Regions from separate parts of the Homo sapiens genome. Here region 2 is linked to region 1. Evidence: read pairs that join two places in POLR2A ChIA-PET (ENCODE). Cell type or tissue: K562. All regions are shown on one strand. Each heading gives the region's core, and the rest is flanking DNA. Links, peaks and the distances in the headings are about the cores only.

The links. ChIA-PET counts read pairs that join two places held together with the same protein. Peaks named below come from ENCODE experiments on the same cell type or tissue, not always from the same donor. Only the 100,000 strongest peaks of a DNase experiment are listed, where the experiment ranks them.
Region 2: POLR2A ChIA-PET joins it to region 1 with 5 read pairs; 5 of 35 experiments call an interaction of 5 or more read pairs at or near these places.

What each region holds. Positions count from the first base shown.
Region 1 is chr17:74,911,987-74,917,354 of GRCh38, forward strand. USH1G (USH1 protein network component sans) reads right to left here. Exons shown (of 3, transcript NM_173477.5): 3 at 4,097-5,368. Among named protein-coding and RNA genes, the nearest start is that of USH1G, 8.6 kb to the right of the region's middle. In K562, for the core only: no CTCF peak of the experiment used is centred there; no DNase peak of the experiment used is centred there.
Region 2 is chr17:74,758,155-74,763,522 of GRCh38, forward strand. It overlaps NHERF1 (NHERF family PDZ scaffold protein 1), which reads left to right. Exons shown (of 6, transcript NM_004252.5): 2 at 3,858-4,019; 3 at 5,213-5,366. Among named protein-coding and RNA genes, the nearest start is that of SLC9A3R1-AS1, 11 kb to the left of the region's middle. RefSeq lists enhancers at 1-686, 687-1,433, 1,434-2,181, 4,834-5,368. In K562, for the core only: no CTCF peak of the experiment used is centred there; DNase peaks (open chromatin) are centred at 830, 2,070, 2,347 and 2,787.

The DNA of each region.
Region 1 (5,368 bases), core at 369-5,368:
TTAAAAGATCCCACCACTTTTCCTTATCAAAGACAATATCCCTTAAGGCCTGAAGCCCATAAAGGATTACAGAATATTGTTAAACGTTTAAAGGCTCAAGGCTTAGTAAGGAAATGCAGCAGTCCCTGCAACACCCCAATTCTAGGAGTACAAAAACTGAAAGGTCAGTGGAGACTAGTGCAAGATCTTAGACCCATCAATGAGGCAGTAATTCCTCTATATCCAGTTGTACCCAACCCCTATACCCTGCTCTCTCAAATACCAGAGGAAGCAGAATGGTTCATGGTTCTGGACCTCAAGGATGCCTTCTTCTGTATTCCCCTGCACTCTGACTCCCAGTTTCTCTTTGCCTTTGAGGATCCCACAGACCACACATCCCAACTTACATGGACGGTATTGCCCCATGGGTTTAGGGATAGCCCTCATCTGCTTGGTCAGGCACTGGCCCAAGATCTAGGCCATCTCTCAAGTCCAGGCACTCTGGTCCTTCAATATGTGGATGATTTACTTTTGGCTACCAGTTCGGAAGCCTCATGCCAGCAGGCTACTCTAGATCTCTTGAACTTTCTAGCTAATCAAGGGTACAAGGTGTCTAGGTCGAAGGCCCAGCCTTGCCTACAGCAGGTCAAATATCTAGGCCTAATCTTAGCCAGAGGCACCAGGGCCCTCAGCAAGGAACCAATACAGCCTATACTGGCTTATCTTCACCCTAAGACATTAAAACAATTAAGGGAGTTCCTTGGAATTACCGGCTTTTGCTGACTATGGATCCCCAGATACAGCAAGATAGCCAGGTCCCTCTATACTCTAATCAAGGAAACCCAGAAGGCAAATACTCATCTAGTAGAATGGGAACCAGAGGCAGAAACATCCTTCAAAACCTTAAAGCAGGCCCTAGCACAAGCTCCAGCTTTAAGCCTTCCAACAGGACAAAATTTCTCTTTATACGTCACAGAGCAGGGATAGCTCTTGGAGTCCTTACTCAGACTCGTGGGACAACCCCACAACCAGTGGCATACCTAAGTAAGGAAATTGATGTAGTAGCAAAAGGCTGGCCTCACTGTTTAACGGTAGTTGCAGCAGTGGCCATCTTAGTGTCAGAGGCCATCAAAATAATACAAGGAAAAGATCTCACTGTATGGACTACTCATGATGTAAATGGCATACTATGTGCCAAAGGAAGTTTATGGCTATCAGACAACTGCCTACTTAGATACCAGGAGCTACTCCTTGAGGGACTGGTGCTTCAAATATGCACATGCGTGGCCCTCAACCCTGCCACTTTTCTCCCAGAGGATGGGGAACCAATCGAGCATGACTTTTATGGTCCAGACTTATGCCACCCGAGATGATCCCTTAGAAGTCCCCTTAGCTAATCCTGACCTTAACCTATATACCAATGGAAGTTCATTTGTGGAGAATGGGATATGAAGGGCAGGTTACGCCATAGTGAGGTAACCATACTTGAAAGTAAGCCTCTTCCCCCAGGGACCAGGGCCCAGTTAGCAGAACTAGTGGCACTTACCTGAGCCTTAGAACTGGGAAAGGGGAAAAAGAATAAATGTGTGCGGACTTGGAGAAACTTTACGTCTAGCTAAGGGATTGTAGATACACCAATCAGCACTCTGTGTCTAGCTCAAGGTTTGTAAATGCACCAATCAGCACTCTGTGTCTAACTCAAGGTTTGTGAATGCACCAATCAGCACTCTGTATCTGGCTAATCTGGAGGGGACTTGGAGAAGCTTTATGTCTAGCTAAGGGATTGTAAATACACCAACCAGCACTCTGTGTCTAGCTCAAGGTTTGTAAATACACCAATCAGTGCTTTTCGTCTAGCTAATCTAGTGGGGAGTTGGAGAACTTCTGTGTCTAGCTCAGGGATTGTAAACACACCAATCAGCACCCTGTCAAAACAGACCAATCAGCCCTCTGTAAAACAGCCCAATCAGCTCTCTGTGAAATGGACCAATCAGCAGGATGTGGGTGGGGCCAGATAAAGGAATAAAAGCAGGCTGTCCAAGCAGCACTGGTAACCCGCTGGGGTCCCCTTCCACACTGTGGAAGCTTTGTTCTTTCACTATTTGCAATAAATCTTGCTGCTTCTCACTCTTTGGGTCTGCACCGCCTTTATGAGCTGTAACACTCACTGCGAAGGTCTGCAGCTTCACTCCTGAGGCCAGCGAGACCATGAACCCACCGGGAGGAATGAACGACTCTGGACGGGAGGAAAAAACAACTCCAGATGCACCACCTTAAGAGCTGTAACACTCACCGCGAAGGTCTGCAGCTTCACTCCTGAAGCCAGCGAGACCACGAACCCACCAGAAGGAAGAAACTCCAAACACATCCGAACATCAGAAGGAACAAACTCCGGACATGCTGCCTTTAAGAATTGTAACACTTACCGTGAGGGTCTGCAGCTTCGTTCTTTAAGTCAGTGAGACCAAGAACCCACCAATTTCGCATACACTGGGACCACAAGTGCACACCACCAACCAGGTTAATTTTTAAATGTTTTGTAGAGATAGGGTCTTGCCACGTTGCCCAGGCTGGTCTGGAACTTCTGGGTTCAAACAATCCACTCACCTCTACCTCCCAAAGTGCTAAAACGTCCCTTTTTTTTTTTTTTTTTTTTTTTGAGACGGAGTCTCGCTCTGTCGCCCAGGCTGGAGTGCAGTGGCGCAATCTCGGCTCACTGCAAGCTCTGCCTCCCGGGTTCACACCATTCTCCTGCCTCAGCCTCCCAAGTAGCTGGGACTACAGGCGCCCACCACCACGTCAGGCTAATTTTTTGTATTTTTAGTAGAGACAGAGTTTCACCATGTTAGCCAGGATGGTTTCGATCTCCTGACCTCGTAAATGTCCCTATTCTTGATCTAAATCTTTAGGGAAATGAGTCATGAAAGTTGAGCCCCTACCATGTAATATTTTCTCCTCTTTGCTTGTGTTGAACATCCCCACAGGCTCCCTGGAGCAGCTCCTGCTCCTGGCACCCCAGGCTTCTGCCCTGGAGCCACACTGACCCATGGAGCCCCTCATCCTGCTGCCTCTGGTTCATCTCTGCTGGGATGCCAAAGTGCCCCTCGGCTCTCTGTCTTGTCATTCCTCACCCGTGTCCTCTTCTGGACCATCGCGGCAAGGACCAGTGAGTCTTTCCTGAGGTGGGTGCAGTGACCAGGATGGCCAAAGAAGCCGCAGGGAGGTGCGCCCCCAGGGCATGGCTGGTGGAATCCTGTTGTGTTAGCGCCCTTGGCAGCCTGAGTGTGAGGAGAGCATGGCAGCAGCCAGAGACCCGCGTTCTGGGTCTGACTCTTCCCCTCTGTGGGCCTCAGTTTTTCCATCTGTAAAGTGGAGGGAGGTGGCTTGGAACCCCTGGATGGTTGCTAGGCAACCTTCCTGCACCAACATCCTGGGGACCTTTCTGATTGATGCTGAGGGAAGGGAACTGTCTTGAACTCCCTTTGGCAGAAGAAACTGGCCCAGCAGCTTAGGCAATGGAGCAAGATGACTCCAGGGCCCTTCCTCAGACCTGACTGAGAAAACAGAGCCCACTAGGCACCAGCTTATGGAGGAGACTCACCCCTGGGAGAAAGCAGGGCTTCAAATCAGGCTGCCCACGAGCTGCCTGCGGTGATGAGGGACATGGAGACCCCTCTGGGCCTCTGGAGGGCCCTCATGGAGACCCCTCCAGAGGCCCAGAGCCCAGGTGACAGGCAGCAGCCTCCTGGAGTATGTTTCTGCCCATCTCTGGAAAAACCCAGGTAGGCACTGGTGGGAAGAGAGAACATGCATCCTCCTGCCCTCCGTAGCTGCAGGCCCTGGCAACAAGCCTGGAGGCTCAGCCATCCTCCTTGCTCAGGGGGACTCTCCTGCCCTAGTTCTCAGCCCTGCCTCTCCACCAGCTCCTAATTCTGGGCTGAGCTAGGAGAGCAGGTAAAGGCCTAGGGATCCCTGCAAAGATGCACAGCATGGGGTCTCGAAGACACTCCAGAGAATAGGACCCAGTCCTCACAAGCGCAGAGCAGACCCCCTCCCGCCCCCACCCCCACCCTTCCACTCTTCACTCTATCCCCAAAGCATTAAAGGACAAGACAGGTACGATACTGATAGAGAACATTCTCTACAAAAGTGGCAATGAGCCTGCAGGAGGGATTCGGGGTACAGTGGTGGGAGCACAGAGCCTGCTCCACCCCAGCACCAGAAGAACCAGGAGGGGCTGCGGCAGTAAACGGACGAGGAACAGGAGAGAAGGGGCAGCACCTGGGGCTCTGGGAGAAACAAGTCGGCACTTGGGGGTGGCCCCAGGCTCAGGCCCAGAGAACAGGGAGAAGAGCTGTGGTGGGCTCCAGATGGCGGTGGCAGGCAGCCAAGCCCTCAGTGTCCTGCAGTAGGACAGGGACCATCTCCTCCATGCCCCCTACTCTGGGCACATGTGTGGGAATGGGAACCCCCAGACAGACCAGAAAGAGGCCTTTGAGGGCTCTCTTTCCCCTGCCCCAGCCATGGGGGCCCCAGGAGATGCTGGGGGCTGAGGCCATGCTCCCAGCAGGAGCTGCTTCCCAAGCTGAGGTCAGGGATGGGGGGCCATGGCTGAGAAAGGAGGAGAGCACCTCTGCATGGGGTGCAAAGGGGCGCACACGTGTCAGCGGGCTCATCAGGGACTCTCCCACATCTGTGACCTCAGTCTGGCTGGAGAGCTTTGGGGGCATACGTCAGAGGACACATGCTGTGACCACCCTCTGAGCTGGCCTTTCCCCTGGTCTCACCACCATCAGAGGGCTGGGACACAGGTGAGCTCTCTTACCCCCGATCCACGCAGAATCACGCAACAGCCCAGTCCCTACCAGACCTGGAGGGAAACCTACCAAACACCACCCAACGTGAGTGTGCACACACGCACACATGCACACACACACACATGCATGCACACACACACATGCACACACATGCATGCACACACACAAACACGCACGCGTTCACGTGCACACACACGCACACATGTATGCAAGAACACACACACCCAAGCACACACCCGTGCTCACACATACCACATACTTACACACACATGCATGCACACACGCATACATGCACACAAACATGCACACGCACACAGCCCTGGTGACCTGGGGACAATCTGCAGTTTAGAGGATCCACTTTCTCCAGTGTCCACATCGCAGGACTTACCCACCCCAGGCCTGACACCCAGCCACACCCTGTTCTGCCTGTCCCAGGCCTGGGAGACTGAGGAGGTTGGCGGACACCTTTCTCTAGCCCAGCGCATGCCTGCCAGGCCTGGGGGCTATAATACTGCAGCCCATTGGTCTAGCACCTTGCATCTAGCGCCCTGGCCCTCTGGGGTCCCTGGGGG
Region 2 (5,368 bases), core at 100-5,099, 150 kb before region 1:
ACTGGGATTAGGGTATCGACTTTCCCCAGCTTTCCAGGTGACTGCTGGTGGCGCCTATTGAATTCCGTGCCCGCCATCCGCTCCCTGGACTGCGTGGGTGGAGGTGATGGGGCGGCCACTTAGGGCGCGGTGAAGCTCCCTGGGGGAAAGGACAGATGAAGGGAGGAAGCCTGAGGGTGGAGGAGGCCCCGGGAGAAGGGTGTGGGGGCAGCTCTCCGGGCAGGGTCTTTTCTGGAAAGCCAGCCAGCATTTTGTGAAAGTGAGAGTCTCCAGCCTGTCCAGCCCTGGGTCACCCCGGCCCAGCTGCGCTGCCCATCGGCTGCATGGCCTCATGTTCCCTCCTGTTGATTCTGGCTCTCTGCCAGTCTCCTCTCTGAGCAGATCCTGATTTTGTCTTGAACTTGGGTCTCCCAGGCTGTCGTCGTCACTGGAGGTCCCACTTTGCCCTCCGGAACTCACTGGGGCTATGTTCCTTTTGAGTCTCCTCCTCCCACCATGCTTCGGACCCCTCTGTAGCTGGCTCCTCCTAAGATCCTGGGGGCCACACACCAAGCCCAACATGCCTGGACGTCACTCCCATTTATCCCCTTTCCCCAGAGGCAGAACCCAGCCCTGCCCCAGCTTGGCGGTGAGGGTCCAAGAGCAATGGTGGCTGAGCTCGGCCAGGTACCCCACACCTCCCCATCTTCTCCTCTCAGTGCTGGGCCTGGAGACCACAGGCCAGGCCCCACAGATCCCCAGGGGGGCTGCCCCAAGGGACTCCCCTGCCAGCCCCAGCCTCCACCCAGGCTGGGATGGGCTGGCTTGATGGGCTGACTCAGCAACTGGCACTGACACCTCCTGGAGACAGCTGGGAGGCTCCTGCTAGGGAGGGGTGAGGAGGAACAAGGCTGGTCTCCCTTGAAGAGTGGGAACCCCCCTTCCCATGTGAGGGGAGGAAGTCTCTAGGGACTTGGGAAGGAGGCTCTGCAGGTGCATCGGAGCTGTCTAAATGCTGGTGGGGTCTACCGGGGGCTTCCCATCTCCTTGTCCAGCCACCCCCTCAGGTCCTGGAGCCGCCACAGAGCCACATCTAGACAGAACAGTGGAGCAGGTCCCAGTGCAGGGGAAGGAAACAGAGGGCACCTGAGCCCCTCAGGCTGGGTACCCTGTTTCCCCTTGAACTGCACGACTTGGTGCTGGCAGAGCGGAGCAAGGCTCAAAGCAGGCCCTGGAGCTTTGGCACCATATGTCACTAGGCGAGGGGCACTGGGCTGAAGATCAGTAAGGGAAGCCCACAGCACAGAGACCAGGGCCAGAGGATGGGCATCCCAAAGGCAGCTAGCACAGCCCTGCCCTGCCAGCCGGGGGGGGCGCCCAGAGCCACCTGCCCCCAGTCCAGCCATGCCCCTGCCCTGTCACCCACACCAGGCTTCATCCCCCAGCTCAGGCTGCAGCTCCAGCTGCGAGAGGCCCTGAGCGCCCGGAAGGAAGGCTGTGGTAGGTTGTGGTTTCTTCAGCTCCCAGCCTACCTCCAGCAGAGGCTGCAGCCGATGCCCTGGAGAGAGCCCCTGTCTGCCCTCTGCTGCCTGACTCCTGTTGGGTCCTCACCTCCCAATGGGTTGCCCCATTCTGGACTTGGATCCTTAAGGAGCACCCTGCAGTGTGGTGGAAGGAGGACAGGTTCCAAGTCAGAGACCAGGGTTGGAGTTCTGGCTGTGTGATGTCAGGCAGTGGGCTCCACATCTCTGAGCCTCAGTTTCCCCATCTCAAAAACAGCTGACAAGCCCCAGTCAGGTTGTTATGGGAAGGTTTTTGGGAGCGCAGGGACGGTGGAGGGAGGTTGGAGGAGGTCACTAGAGCTGCCCCCTGCCTGTCCTGAGATTTCACCCTCCCCACTTTCTCAGGGTGTCTGGCTGAAGCAGAAAGCTGCGCCTGTCCTGGTGACGGCGACTGGTCAGACTTGTTTCTGCTCACCTAGGCGGCCCGGGGGAGGGCCTGGCTGGGAGCTTTGTGGAGGGATTAGCTCTAGGGGAGAAGAGCCTCACTTACTCCCGGAACAAGATCCCACAGGGCTGTGGGAGTGCCGGGGGGTGAGCCTGGGGCAGGTGACAGCCGAACTAGCTGGGAGTGGGCCCTGCAGTGAGGCAGGGGGTGGGCCAGGGAGAACAAGGCAAGAGGAGCTTCATTCAGGGTTCCTGAGCCTTTGTGAGCCACTCACGTTTTTACCACTCACTTAACCGTCTTTGTTGTTGGGGTGAGGGGTCCTCGAGCCTGGATTTGGGTATGAAAACCCAGGCAAGAAAGACCTGCCCAAGCCTTTAAAGGAATGCAAAGTCATCCTCTAGCCACCCCCAGAGATCGAAAGGCTGGGGATTGAGTCTCCTGCAGATGGTGGCGGCCTCCTGGGGCTGGCAAGTTGGGACAGAGGCCCATAAGCCCTCCTGGGCGCGCCTTCCCACCCCTCTCGGCCCTCTCCACTCCCAGCTGGGGATTTGGGTTTCAGAGCAGCCTGGCACACACACCCCCACCCCACCAGAATCTCACTCCCAGCTTCCTATGACTATTCATTAGTATTCACAACAATGGGAAAGTCTGGGTGTGCACAGGGATTTTTTACAGTTAGAAAGTGTTTAAGTCAATGACCTCACTGGGCCTCAGCAACCCTGGGAGGCAGATGGCAGTCAGAATGATCCATAAATGACCTGCCCCAGGTCACACAGCTCCTAAACAGGGGAGCTGGAACCTGGCTGGGAGCCTTGACTATCCACTGCTCATTGTCTGATGTGCTGAGTGATAACACAGGGCCAGCAGGCTGGACAGCAGCCAGTGGCCCTGCACCAGGCCTGGAGGAGGGGGAGAGGGACAGGGACTCAGGCGTAGTCCTTGGGCACAGGCTTCGGCTGCCTACACCCATATTCCCTCCATCATACTGTGTGTCCAGGCCTGCAGCTTCTAAGCTGAGCTGCTTACTTTGGACCAAGCATGTTGGAAACTGTTTTCAGCTGAGTCCAAGCACTCGAAATCTGCGTGTGCCCTTTTAGTAGGTCACACCCTCCAGGCCACAGCCACACTGGGCTCCCTTTAGCCCAGCCCTGCTTTTCCCAGTCCCCTCCCCATTCAGGCTCCTCTGTTTCTGGGGTCTCTGTGCTTCCGTTGCCACCTCTGCCCTTGGGCAGCGGTGTCGGGGGAGGAGGTCCTGGAACGCCTGAGGATGGCCCCGTCTTGTCCAGGTCCCCTTGCTGTGCTGAACAATAAGTTTTTGGTTATCTGCTCCTTCTGGCTCCCTTTTGGCTGGGCCATTCGGCTTGGTGGGGGTGAGAGAGAGTTCGAGTATATGGAGGAAGGCTTTACTGTAAACACACTGACCAGCTTTCAGTAAACACCTGCCTCTTCCTCCCCTGCTGCAGAGAACGGGGTACAAAGGGGCTGGGGGTCCTCAGTCATATGCCCCAGGTCCCCAGCCAGGCTGACGGGTGCCACACTCTGCCCCCTCTCCAGGAGGGCCAGACTGAGCCACCAATGGGGAGGGATAGAGGCCCGATCAACACAGCATGTGATTCACCTTAGACTGTCAGAAGGGACAGGCATGTGAGAGCTAACCTGGTCCTACCCCTCATTTGGCAGAAGAGGAAACTGAGGCTTGGACAGAGCAGTGTTTTATCCACATCACCTAAGCAGTTAGCTGCGGTGCTGGGTATCCACACAAGTCTTTTGAGTCCTGGGCCAGAACCCTCTCAAATTGCTGTGTAGGGATCTAGGCAAATTTGCATCCTCCCAAACCTTCCTTGGTTGGGGAGATGGGGACAGGCAGAGGACAGGGAAGGCAGAACCTGGGGCACTGTGGAATAGCCATGGACCCTCCCCTGTCCCTGCAGCGCGAGCTTCGGCCTCGGCTCTGTACCATGAAGAAGGGCCCCAGTGGCTATGGCTTCAACCTGCACAGCGACAAGTCCAAGCCAGGCCAGTTCATCCGGTCAGTGGACCCAGACTCCCCGGCTGAGGCTTCAGGGCTCCGGGCCCAGGATCGCATTGTGGAGGTGATGCTTCTCGCTCTCTTCCTATCTGACTGCCCCCACCCCCTGCAGATCAGCAGCACCTGGGGCAGCCATCATACCATCATGGGCTTGATTAGCCCACGGGCATAGCCAACCTGGAGCTGCTGGATGGATGGGTGGATGGGAGGGAGGGAGGGAAGGGTGGTGGATGGATAGACGGAAGGACAGATGGACTGACTGATGGACTCTTCTCTTACCTCCACTCCCCTGGACTCCTCCTTGCCAAGCAGATACAGTGGGCAGCCTGTGATTCACCCATCGATCAGGGAGATGTCTGGGGCCATCTCCAGAGCTTCCCTGCTGCCAGGCACACAGAGTGGGGTGGCAGTAACAAAACCCCTCTCCTGAGTTAGGCCTTTATTTATTTAGTTTTTTTTTTTTTAAATGGAGTCTCGCTTTGTTGCCCAGGCTGGGGGAGTGCAGTGGCACAATCCCAGCTCACTGCAACCTCCGCCTCCTGGGTTCAAGCGATTCTCCTGCCTCAGCCTCCTGAGTAGCTGGGATTACAGGTGCCCACCACCACGCCTGGCTAATGTTTGCATTTTTAGTAGAGACAGGATTTCACCATGTTGGCCAGGCTGGTCTCAAACTCCTGACCTCAAGTGATCTGCCCGCCTCGGCCTCCCAAAGTGCTGGGATTCCAGGCGTGAGCCACCTCACCCGGCCCCGAGTTAGGCTTTTAGACTCGTGCATTCAGGGCTCTGGTGCTGTGCTCCTGGGAGAGGAAACGTGAACCAAATGCTCAGGCAGGTCCCAGAATCACAGTCTTAGAACCTTAGAGCTAGAGATCAGCTCTCCCAAGACTTCTCATTTTACACGTGAGAAAACCAAGGCCCAGAGAAGGAAGTCGGACAGCAAGTCCTTACCCAGGCTGGGCCCCACCCCGGCCTCCCAGCTCGCTCCCATCCCATCTCTCCCAGCTGTGTTTGTTTAGTCTCGTCTGGATATTTTCGTTGGCCCTTCCCATGTATCCTGCCTCCCCAGCTGACTGTCAATGGGAGGACCCCCAGCCTAGTTCAGGACTCTGCAGAAATGGCGGGGGTCAGTATCCCCAGGTTGTGAACTGCAAACTGGCTGAGAACCAAGGTGGTCACCCCTGCCCCCAACCCCCCTCCACTTACCTGCCCCAGAACCAAGGCCTGTGTCCGTAACGCCTCCCCGACCCTGCCCTGCAGGTGAACGGGGTCTGCATGGAGGGGAAGCAGCATGGGGACGTGGTGTCCGCCATCAGGGCTGGCGGGGACGAGACCAAGCTGCTGGTGGTGGACAGGGAAACTGACGAGTTCTTCAAGAAATGCAGAGTGATCCCATCTCAGGAGCACCTGAATGGT